Regions from separate parts of the Mus musculus genome. Here region 2 is linked to region 1. The links are chromatin contacts, found by POLR2A ChIA-PET in ENCODE. All regions are on one chromosome and are shown on one strand. Each heading gives the region's core, a stretch centred on a gene start or an enhancer-like site at or near the end of the contact. The rest is flanking DNA. Distances are from core to core; before and after follow the strand shown. Region 1 holds the start of Hexim2 (hexamethylene bis-acetamide inducible 2). Region 2 holds the start of Plekhm1 (pleckstrin homology domain containing, family M (with RUN domain) member 1).

Region 1 (5,398 bases), core at 2,059-4,558:
CCGCTCTCCCTGAAGATCCTATGACAGTGGCTCTCCCAGCTACCCTATCCTGTCACACAGGCAACCTCACAGATAGCACCCTGCGTGTTACTACTTATCAAATATCTTCATCCCCTAAGAACGCAACATTTTACCCCGATGTTCGGTGAACACACGGTTGTCTCTCTATTTATGGACTGTATGAGGTAGCAAGAGGTCCTAACCAAGGGGAGGTCGGTCGCAGACAGATTTCAGAGCTTTAAAGAGGGGGAGAGAATCCATCAATCCCAGGGCTTGGTGACAGGAGGCAAGCAGATGAGTCTAAGGCCAGCCTGTTCCAGGCCAGCCAGGGCTACACAAGGAGACCTTGGAAGAGGAAGAGGAGAGGGTGGGAAGGAGGGAGGGAGTGCACACAAGGGGCATCTGCTTATCTGTGTGGTGAGGGGCAGGAGTCCTGGGTGTGAGGATAGGGAACGAATTGCTCTAAGTTTGTGGTTAGAGAGATTTCTAATAATAACCACTCTCACAGTAGCATCTAAGCAGGGTCACTTTTTTACAGTTTTACTTATTATGTAAGTGTGTATGTGTGTATACAGACGCATCCTAAGGACATGGCTTGTGTGTGTGTGTGTATGTGTAGGTCACAGATCACTTGTGGGAGTTGGTTTTTCCTTCCTATTCTATAGATCCTGGAGGTTGAACTCAGGTTGTTGGTCTTGGTACGAGAACTAACTTTACCTGCTGAGCCATCTTGCTGGCCTCTGAGCAGGGGACCTGGGGGGGGGGGTCTGCTTTTGGAGACAAGCTGTTTGTTTTGGGGTCTCACTTGGTAGCCCAGGATAGTCTGGAACCCGTTCTGCAGCCAAGCCTGGTCTCAGCAATGCTGCCACGGTCTCCTGAGTTCTGGGATTACACACATGAAGCATCATGCCGACTGCCTCATTAGGTGTTTCAGAGATCCTAAGGGGATTCCAGGGGTGTGCATGTGTGTGTGTGTGTGTGTGTGTGTGCGTACTTGCGCGCTGTGAGATATTTGCAGTGTCCCTTCACCTGTAGCAGGAAGATCATCAATCAGATCATAAGGAATTGGCCTTGTCTTACTGGTGGTTTAAACAAACTAAGATGGCTCTGCTGCCCACCTACAGACACAACGTACAGGGATCTAAGGATAGCTTATTGTATGTTTCCGGTCATTTTCCTGTTCCCAGTCTTAGTTCCCTAGTGACTCCGGCCTAAAACCAAGCCAGCTCTGTCCCTCTGCTTATTCATTGTCTCCATTTTGAAGCTCTGACCCTCCACCACTATCACTATAAAAGATAAGTTCTGCTCTGTAACCTGCACGAGACATTCACCCTCTCTTGTAGCCTTACTTGACAAACGCCATAAGAAACCCAGACTAGGCTTAAATGGGTTAAAAGCCTCTCTGAGTTAAACACTGTCACACACACACACACACACACACACACACACAATGCCAGCACTCAGGAAGCAAAGGCAAGTATGTCTCTGAGTTACAGGCCAGCCTGGTCTACAAATCGAGTTTCACGGCAGCCAGGGCTGTTACACAGAGAAACGCTGTCAAAAAAACAAAAACAAAAACAAAACCCAGCAAACAACAATAACAGCAAAGGCCTGGGGTGTAGCTCCATGATAAAGCACTTTTCTAGCATTGGCAAGGCCCTGGGTTCAATTCCTAGCATTGTGAAATCAACAACAACAACAACAACAACAACAATAACAACAGAAACCAACTCTCTGATGTTTGGCTCTCTGCTATTTTGGAAGTGTGGTGATGGATAAGGGCCACCGAGAGCCAGCATGGGCTGGGACTCTGTGGGTTCCTGCTGTCAGCCCACATACTAAGTTGCCATTTACTGAGGACTTAGGCGCTTTCTCCCTCTCCTCTGAGGTTTTCCTGCCCTGCCTGTCAACCTGTACACCGAAATCTCTTGTCTTGACTCATTCTTGGTTCTCAGCCCGGAAAAAATAAATTTTTTTTTAAGTGCAAAATCTCTAACCAAGTTATTTGTCCTTGAGGTCACTTGTCATTGAGAGACAAGGTACTGTTATCAGAAGACCCTAAATGTAAGGTGGAATTTTGTTCCTCACAGGCTGCCTGATTCTGGAAAAGGTAGTGCAGCTCTCCAACCTCAGCTTCTGTCCACTGGAAATAACATCTACCTTGAAGGGCTTTTAGGAATTCATGAGCCATCATTGAATCACATTCTGGCCTACTTCCCAGAGCACAGTACAGACTCATTTAAAACACTGGCTTTCTAGCTGGGTGTGGTGGTGCAGGCTGTAATTTTAGCCCTTGGAAGGCTGAAGAAGAACGTTGTTGCAAGTTCGAGGCCAGCTGGGGATACACAGAAAGACACCCCCCCCCACCTCCCCCCTCAAGGTCTCAAACAAACGAAAATAAAATAAAATACTGGTTTTCTAAATCTACCAACCAACCAACAAGACAAAACAACAAAAGCCCTAGGATTTCAGCTATCTGACCCCACGTTTAGGGCTTTCAGGTGGCTGGGAGGGTGGGTACTTACCTTGGCCTCCTCCAGAGCAGCTGGTGACGCTGTGTTGCAGTTGGTATGGTTCACAGTGGCCATCTTCTCCTACTCTTGCAGCAGATGATGTCTTTAACTACTGTCACCTGCTTTGAACAACAACAGAAACCTAAGTCCTTAGGCAGAAGCTGGTTGGTCAGGAATTGTTTTGTCACAGCAGCAGCAGCCATTTTGTGGCCCCAGACCTGCATGGCCTTCACTTTCAAGTGAAGACTCGGAAGGCTGTTTCCATACTCTAGTCTTCACATTGCTAGCCAGCAAGGGACCAAGTGGGAGAGCAGAGGCCCTGGGCCTCTGCTCTCCTAATAAGTAAAGACAGGCTGGCAGTTAGGAGGGTAGGCCTGAGCTCTGTCACCCAGAAAGGACACTGCTTGGGGGATGCTGTGGAGAGGGTGGGTCTGTAGCTCCTGGAAGCCCCTATCTTGACCACCTTCAATCTCTCTAGGTTGGGACCTGGTCAGAGCCTATGGTTGAAGTCTTTTTGTCTACAGGGCCTGGACGGCTTCTCTCCTGTCTCAAGGAACGGGGAGCTAAAGGGAAGAAGTCTTCAAACTACATGCAGCTGACAGAAAGAAGAAGAAAAAAAATTCAATGGGAGTAAAAATGGAGTTCTTGGAGGAGGGAAAAGTCCTGGCAGGGAGATTTAACGAAGGTGGGACTGACCTATTTGCTGTCAAGGGCTTAGTGTACACCACTACCTCTGTGTGTCTTTCTGTGCGACCGCCTGTCCATGAGAGTCTCAACGCCTCTGCCCTATCTCTTGCTGCAGTAGCAGCAGCTCTGGCCAAGCCGCTAAAGCCCTAAGATGGGGGGGGGGGGAGGTGGAGGGGCGAAGAGGACAGCCTGGCAGCGCAATGGCTGCTGGGGGTTGTAGTTCTTCCACCCTAGGAAAGCTGCCCAGGATACTTTCAAGCTCCCATTACGTCAACAACCATGCCCAGGAACGCCAAAAAAAAAAAAAAAAAAAAAAAAAAAAAAAAAAAAAAAAAAAAAAACCTATTTGCCTTTGCGTGAACGTCCCGCGCTCACCGATCTCTTCTTTGATTGGGTCGCTTGTCTGCCAGTCTCCCGACTTTTGTCAACAACTAGCTGTGCGGAAGCACAACTGGACCCGCCCTGTCAGAGCTCAATTAAAGAGTTCATTGATGGCGTTAGGCTTTACCAGGGAGAAATAGAGATCCGGTCGCGGGGGCGGGGCTTGCGCGCGGAGGGATTCCCTAGCCTTGAGGAAGGCGACGAGCAGCTCGGGGGCCGCCGCCGCCGCCGCCATTTTGGGCTGGGAGGAGGCAGCGGAGGGACTCGCTGCGCAGTGAGAGCACCCCATGGGGGGTGGTCCGGGCGCGGGGAGAGGCCGGGCCGAGTGGGCTGCCTGAAGTGGCGGCGCCGGGAGACGGCGGGGAGTTGGGTCGGGGGCTGGGAAGGGTGAAGGTTGGCGTCTCCCCGGCCGAGCCCAGTCCTCAAACCGTCCCGGCAGCCTCTCCGCCTCGCCTTTGAGAGCGGCCTTTTGGGGTAATTACCGCGTATTTCCCGGGATCCCAGCAGAGGAGAGGCCAGTAAGACGGCTTCCCCTCTGCTGTGCTTCCACCGGGACGTGATCCTGAGGCCGAGGTCTGCCCAAGGCCTCTCGTCACCCCCATTCATCCCGGGTATGGCGGCCAGGCCCGGCGTAGCCGGACCCCCATCTGAAGGACGAGGTGGGCGCGACGCCAGTTGGAGACCCTGGCTCGCAGGGACGGGCCGAGGTTGCAACTCTGGCCGCATGCCCTGAGCAGTGCTAGTGAGCTGGAGGCTCCGAGGTTGCCCGGCCGGATTGCACCCGCCTCCCCACCCCCATACACCGTGTCCATCCCACTTCTCAGGGCTGCGAAAAGCAACAACCCTCTAACTTCTATAACAGCCACCAACTCCCCCTGGGACCAACTAGATCTGGGCACGTGGAAAGCTCGAGCTTAGCGCTTGGAAATTTCTGAGCTCTCTTGCCCTCAAGATTTCTCCCATCGAGCCCCGACTCTCCCAATGGCCTGACCTCGAACGTCAGCATCCGCTTTTGGAAACTCCTGAAGTGTGTCGCCCCACTTCAAAATTTCACGCCAAAGGGATGGGGTTATGCCCTTTGAAGGGTTGGGGGAAAGAAAATAATTTCAGTCACTACAGTCCAGTAATAGAAACGGAGTGGCCCATTTCGGGTACTTCAAAAACATCTGCTTGCATTTTGAAATCTGAGCCGTAACTTAGGGGCGAAGAGGCTGTGCTACAAGGGCAAAGGGAGTTAATTCCGATGTGATTTTTTTTTTTTTTTTTTTTGTAAGCCTACACCATGTCCCATTTAAAGTCTTGTTCCACAAACTAAAAAGAGTATTTTCTGTGCCACTGTCTCATTGTTACTGAAGCCATCTCTTCTGTAGATGCAGAAAGTACTTAAGTAGAAATGGCAGTTTTGATCTACTTTATGTGTTATATAGGATATAGGGGAGACCTCGAATAAACTTACAACCTAACATTATAGCACTGCCAGCATTTAAAAGGCTCTCTTACTGAACTTGTTTCTTAAAGATTTCCAGACTACACCTTCAAATGATAGCTTTGTAGTTGAGCTGTCAGTTAAAATTGTGCCCAGGTAAGGCTCTGAAGTAGGTGGTTAACTAGCCATTGATACCTGTGAGTACCTTGTAATGAATTTTACTGCTAGTTATAGATGGTCTTAACTCCTAGGCCCTTGCTTTAACAGTAGGACCCGGGAAAGTTTCTTCAGGGTTGAAGGACTGCCCCTTGTATTAATAAAAAAAACAAAGTCTTTCCAGCTGGATGTGGTGGATCTCTTAAATTTGAGGCCAGCCAGCTCTCCATAGAGA
Region 2 (5,398 bases), core at 2,080-4,579, 280 kb before region 1:
TTTGGTTTTGTTTGGTTTTTCTTTTGCCACTCTTGTTTTTAATTATATTTTTATTAGTTAAAACAATTTTTAACTTTAATTACATTTTGATGACATTCTTCTCCTCCAAGTTGTTACAGATCCTCTCCCCCTCCCAACTTTAAGTTCTTTCTCAAAAACCCAAAGGCCCCATACAATACCAAGAAAACAAGATAACTCCCAAAAAGAAAAAAACAAAGTGTAACCAAGTTTAAGCACTCCAGCACGCGGGCACACACACAAGAACGGTGTAGTCAGGTTCAGCTACTCCTGACATGAGGTCTGCCCTAGAGGGGTTGATATTCCCAGTGTCACTGGGAAAAAAAAAAAACAAACCTGATTTTCCTTCTCCCACCAAGTACAATGAACAGTCCAGTTGTTAATCTTTACCCTCGTGCGAGGTTTCCATTCAAGAATGCTTTTTTTTTTTTGTAAACATAACAAAATAAAATATAATAAGTTAAAACAAAAAGTACCACATTGAAGATGGACAGGACACATGAACGGAAGGGAAACATGCTAAGAGAAGGTACAGAATCTGAGACCCACTGTTTGCACACTCAGAAATCCCACAGAAACATAAACTGGATACCTAAATGCAGAGGACCAGGTGCAGACCCATGCTGGCAGTTCCTCGGGAAGATGGGAACTCGCTCTCCCTCATATACTCAAAGGATGGAACACAAAACCTACCTGTCCTACCACAGAACACCTGTCCAGTCATGCTCACTGCTGTCCCAGTCACAATAGCCAGAAATTGAAAAACAGATGTCCCTCCGTAGAAGATGAATAAAGAAAATGTGGTACATTTACACAACAGAGTATTACTCGGCCATTAAAAAAAAAAAGACATCATGAAATTTATAGGCAAAGGGAATATAACTAGAAAAAGAATTATCCTGAGTGAGGTATCCTAGACCTGGTGTCTATTCAGTTATATGTGGACATTAGCAGTTAAGTCAATGATAACTAAGCTACAATCTGTAGAACCACGCCGGGTAGCTGTAGAGGAAGGGAATAGAGGGGACAGACAGCTCTTCTTTGGAAAAGATTATGGATGGATGCGGGCTTGGAACAGGAGGATCAAGTGGGGAAGGAGGAGGGGGTTTGGGGAGAGACTACTCAGGGAGAGACAGCTAAAATTAAGGGGGCATTTAAAGGGTAATATGAAAAACTAATACAGGACAGATTTCCTAAAATATATACATATATGAAGGCAATCTAAATGAAAGCTCCAAATGATCCAGCAGACAGGCTGTGAACTGGCCATCTCTTGTCACCAAACAAAGCTTCCAGTACAGGGACTGGGTTACAGCTAATTGAGTCATTGGCCAAAGAGGCCCATGGGGATCACCAAACAACCCAAGTTGTTGCCTAGCCTATAGGTTGCTCGCCACAAACCAACAGCAAGATTCCACTGCTAAGACAATACCTGCACACCTCACTGAACCTGAAGATGCTGAGTAGGTGCCTAAACAGAGCCTTTATCCCTATGTTCTGGTGTCTTTGGTACAAGAGGGTACTTTGCACACTACCAAATGTGAAGCGCGAACACCAAGCCAGCTGCAACCCCTGCATAACAATGACGTACTGCCTTTAAGATATGTTAGGGCAATGGGGGCGCCAAGCTTATGGGAGAAACCGACCAGTAACGGATTTGACTTAAGGCCCACTTCACCAGGTGGAACCCATACCCAACATGCTTGGGGTAACCAAGAACCAAAGACCAGATAGCCCAGGGACCTAGGGTAAAAGCAAATAAGACTGGTGTCTTAGTTAGGGGTTCCATTGTGGTGAAAGACACCATGACCAAGGCAACTCCTATAAAGGAACACATTTAGCTGGGGCTGGGTTACAGGTTCCGAGGTTCCGTCATTAGCGTGGCAGCAGGCAGACAGGTGTGGTGCTGGGGGAGGAGCTTTTTTTTTTTTTTTTTTTTTTTTAAGAGTCTTGATTAGAAGGCAACCCAGAGGGCTGGAGAGATGGCTCAGTGGGTAAGATACCCAACTGCTCTTCCAAAGGTCCTGAGTTCAAATCCCAGCAACCACATGGTGGCTCACAACCATCCTTAATGAGATCTGACTCCCTCTTCCGGAGTGTCTGAAGACAGCTACAGTGTACTTACATATAATAAAAATAAAATAAATTAAAAAAAAAAGAAAGAAAGAAAAAAGAAGGCAACCAAGAGACTGGGCAGAGTTTGAGCATATATATGTTTGAACATATATTCAAATATATATTACCTCAAAGCCACAGTGACATACTTCCGCTAACAAGGCCACACCTCTTCCAGTAAGGCCATGCCTCCTAAATAGTGCCATTTCCCATGGGCCAAGCACATTCAAACCACAACTGGTAAAAAGAAAGAAAGAAAAGGAAAAAAAAGACATAGTGATAAAATGACTCCTAATGACATTTGGGTACTCATAGATCAATGCCTTGTTCAGCCATCATTAGAGAAGTTTCCTTCTACAGCAGATAGGGAACCCCAAGGGAGAGGTGGAAAGAGTGTAGGAGCCAGAGGGGATGGAAGACACCAAGAAAACAAGGTCCTCTAAGTCAATAGGAGCAAAGTTCATATAAACTCACAGAGAGTCTTTTCTTTTACAGTCACCACCTCTATGGCCCACACCTAGGTCCTAGGTTCCCTTTTGGGCACGGTCCTCAGACCTGCCCAGCCTGCCCTTTATTAGTCACGGTTGCTACATTTGACAGTTTTCTTCCGCGTCTATTCCGAGAGACAGCTGTCATTTTCTGTAATGGAACAAAAGCAATTAAATAGTGAGAAGACAAAAAGCAGGTCCTCTGGGCTTCATGCCTCAAAGGGCTGACCGCAGGCAAATTAAACTAACAGGTCCAAGAGAGCCCTCAGGGCGATCACGTGGTATGAGACAAGTCAAAACAACTGTTTCCTGGCTCCGGAAAAACCAGACCTGAAGGTCCCACTTGGACCCAGGATCCACTTGCTCCCTCCACTACTAATGCCCTTAGGGAAACATACGGGTTAATGGCGCAACAGGGCGCATTTTCGGATTAAGGGGGCAAACACGACAACCCCAAAGTTGCACAGATGCGATTGAGGGGCAGAGCTGCGGGACGCAGAAGTCCCGAAGCTCCAAGGGTCCAGCCTCTCTGCGCTACCCAGAGCCAGAGTAGCGAGAGCGGCAGGATCGCTCACCTGAGCCAAGAAGCCCTGCAATCCGGGGCAAGGGAAGAGCTGACGGCCCCGCCCCTCGGCTCCTCTAGGCCCAGTGATTGGTTTTTGAGGACTGGGGGCGGGGCCGTAGCGAGGAGCCGACGTGATGGCGTCAGACGCCGCGCGCCGCTTCCTGTTGTCAGTGCCTTTGGAGCCGCAGCTTCTGCTCGGAACCGAGGGGGGTCTCGCTTCGCCCGGAGCGCCGCCACCTGCTCCTGATCCCTTCGGTGAGTGAGTCTGGGGTCTGAACGTGGAGGGAAGCGCGGGGCGGTGATGCGACCCGGCGGTGGGCCCGCAACCTCGCAGCCACTCGCGACCCCTGTGCGCCTGGAGACTTGGGGTGGGAACCTCGGCCCTTCGCAGCCCGGGCCTGCTCCCACCTCAGCCAGTGGCCACCGGCTCTCTCCCCTCCGTCTCCACCGCAGCCAACCTCAGCCCCAAGCCGGGTCCCCTAACCACCGGTCTTGCAAAAGTGTAGCCTCACTCGTGACCCCTCTTTAGCCCAGTTGCAACCCGATCCGAGCGAGCCACATCCCTTCGCCACCTCTTATCTCAACATCGCGTTTATCCCTCATCTCTTCTGAACCTTCCCTCGACCCTCCATTCTGGCTCAATTTCTTATCGCAGCCTGTCGTATCTGGCTCACTCGTCCCAAACACGCTAAGTCTCCCTCCCTCCCATTGACCCACTACTGAAGTTTTCTCCTGTTGAACTTGCCGGTTTCTTCTTGGTTACTGACGTCACAGCTTTATCTCAAGGCTTGTGTGTATCTTTTCTTTACCGATTTTTACCTAATTCCCTAGCTGATCACAGAGGTAAGGTCTCTCAGGCACTTTCCTGTCTAAGACTTAATATTAAACTGTCCCCGACTCTGCTGTAGAGGACTGTCTCAGTTTCTACCACTTCCCCCAGTCCTTTCGTTACTTTAAATTTAATATGCATTTATTAATTCTTTGAGAATTTTATGCATGTACATAATATTCCTGCCCCCTAACATCACTGTTAGTTTGGGGTTTTGGGTTGTTGTTGTTGTTGTTTTTGAGACAGCATGTCACTATTTAGCCTTAGATCTCTCTCTCAGATCACTCACTATGTAGATCAGGCTGGCCTCAAACTCACAGTGTGGGTCACCACTCCTGGTTTTAATCTGTTTTTTGTTTGTTTGTTTGTTTGTTTGTTTTTGTAGGATGGAGGGTGGTTTTGTTTTTTGTTTTTGTTATTGTTTTAAGACAGCCAATCTAAACAGCCATGGACTCCTGATCCTCCCTGCCTCCACCTCCCAAGTGCTGGAATTGTAGGCATGAGTCACCATGCCTGGCTTCCCAGAATTGCTATTAACTAGATCTACTCAACTCCTGTCATTTTCTTCCTTGATCCAGCTCTCTTTCACTTTGAGAATTTAGGGTATAGCTCCCTAGTGGTCATACTTGCTATATTCCTCAACAGCCATGTCTGCTCCTTGTTCAGAGCCCAGCAGACTAAACAGCTAAATTGGTGTGTGTAGGGACTCGGATGGTAACTGAGTATAAAGCTTCTTGGGGGAGATGTTCTTTGTAGTGTCTGATCTCCTAAATGTGTTTCCACAGATGGCTTTTCTGGCATTCCTATTAAGTCATTTGTGCCTGCTGTTGTAATGGTAGGTGTCATTCAAATACCTGGGAGGTGAGAGGTGGCCACTCAACCATCTCATTCATCCTGAGGTAATGGAAACCAGCCCTTCCTTTTGGCTGGCGGTTCTGTCAGTAGAGAGCCTCAGGGAAGCAGTGTGGAGTTAGTTGGTTGTGATCACAGAGTCCTGCCAGTGTGTCCTAGCACCTGTGAGGAAGAATCTACCCAGTGTTCCTTTCTGCATAGCTGAATGCAGAGCTTCCCCACTATTGAACCCAGAAACATAATGGCCATCAGAAGCATGTTGTAAGCCAGGAGGAGTCCTGGGAGGCTGAAGGACAGTACAGGGACTGTAAAATCGCTTCTCTTTTTGTAGGTCCTGGATCACTTAGTCTTAGCCACTGGGGTTTGTAGGAACATGTAAAGGTGAACCCAGTAGTTGAGACAGATGTGTGTCTTTAAGTCCTATGCTCAGCATTTATAGTCCAAGGACATTTCCAACCAGGTTCTAATGGGCTTGCTTTGGGAGGGGTCTTTGGCAGCCCCCTCCCCCATACGCAAGCCCAGTGCTGGAGT

What was found. ChIA-PET counts read pairs that join two places held with the same protein, here RNA polymerase II (POLR2A).
Region 2: POLR2A ChIA-PET joins it to region 1 with 10 read pairs in embryonic stem cell. The contact joins the promoter of Plekhm1 here to the promoter of Hexim2 in region 1. POLR2A ChIA-PET finds 5 or more read pairs at or near these places in 4 of 5 experiments (Patski and embryonic stem cell).

The regions. Positions count from the first base shown.
Region 1 is chr11:103,131,269-103,136,666 of GRCm38, reverse strand. Hexim2 (hexamethylene bis-acetamide inducible 2) reads right to left here and starts at 3,308. Exons shown (of 3, transcript NM_027658.2): 1 at 3,210-3,308; 2 at 2,526-2,632. The coding sequence starts at 2,588.
Region 2 is chr11:103,410,636-103,416,033 of GRCm38, reverse strand. Plekhm1 (pleckstrin homology domain containing, family M (with RUN domain) member 1) reads left to right here and starts at 3,329. Exons shown (of 12, transcript NM_183034.2): 1 at 3,329-3,441.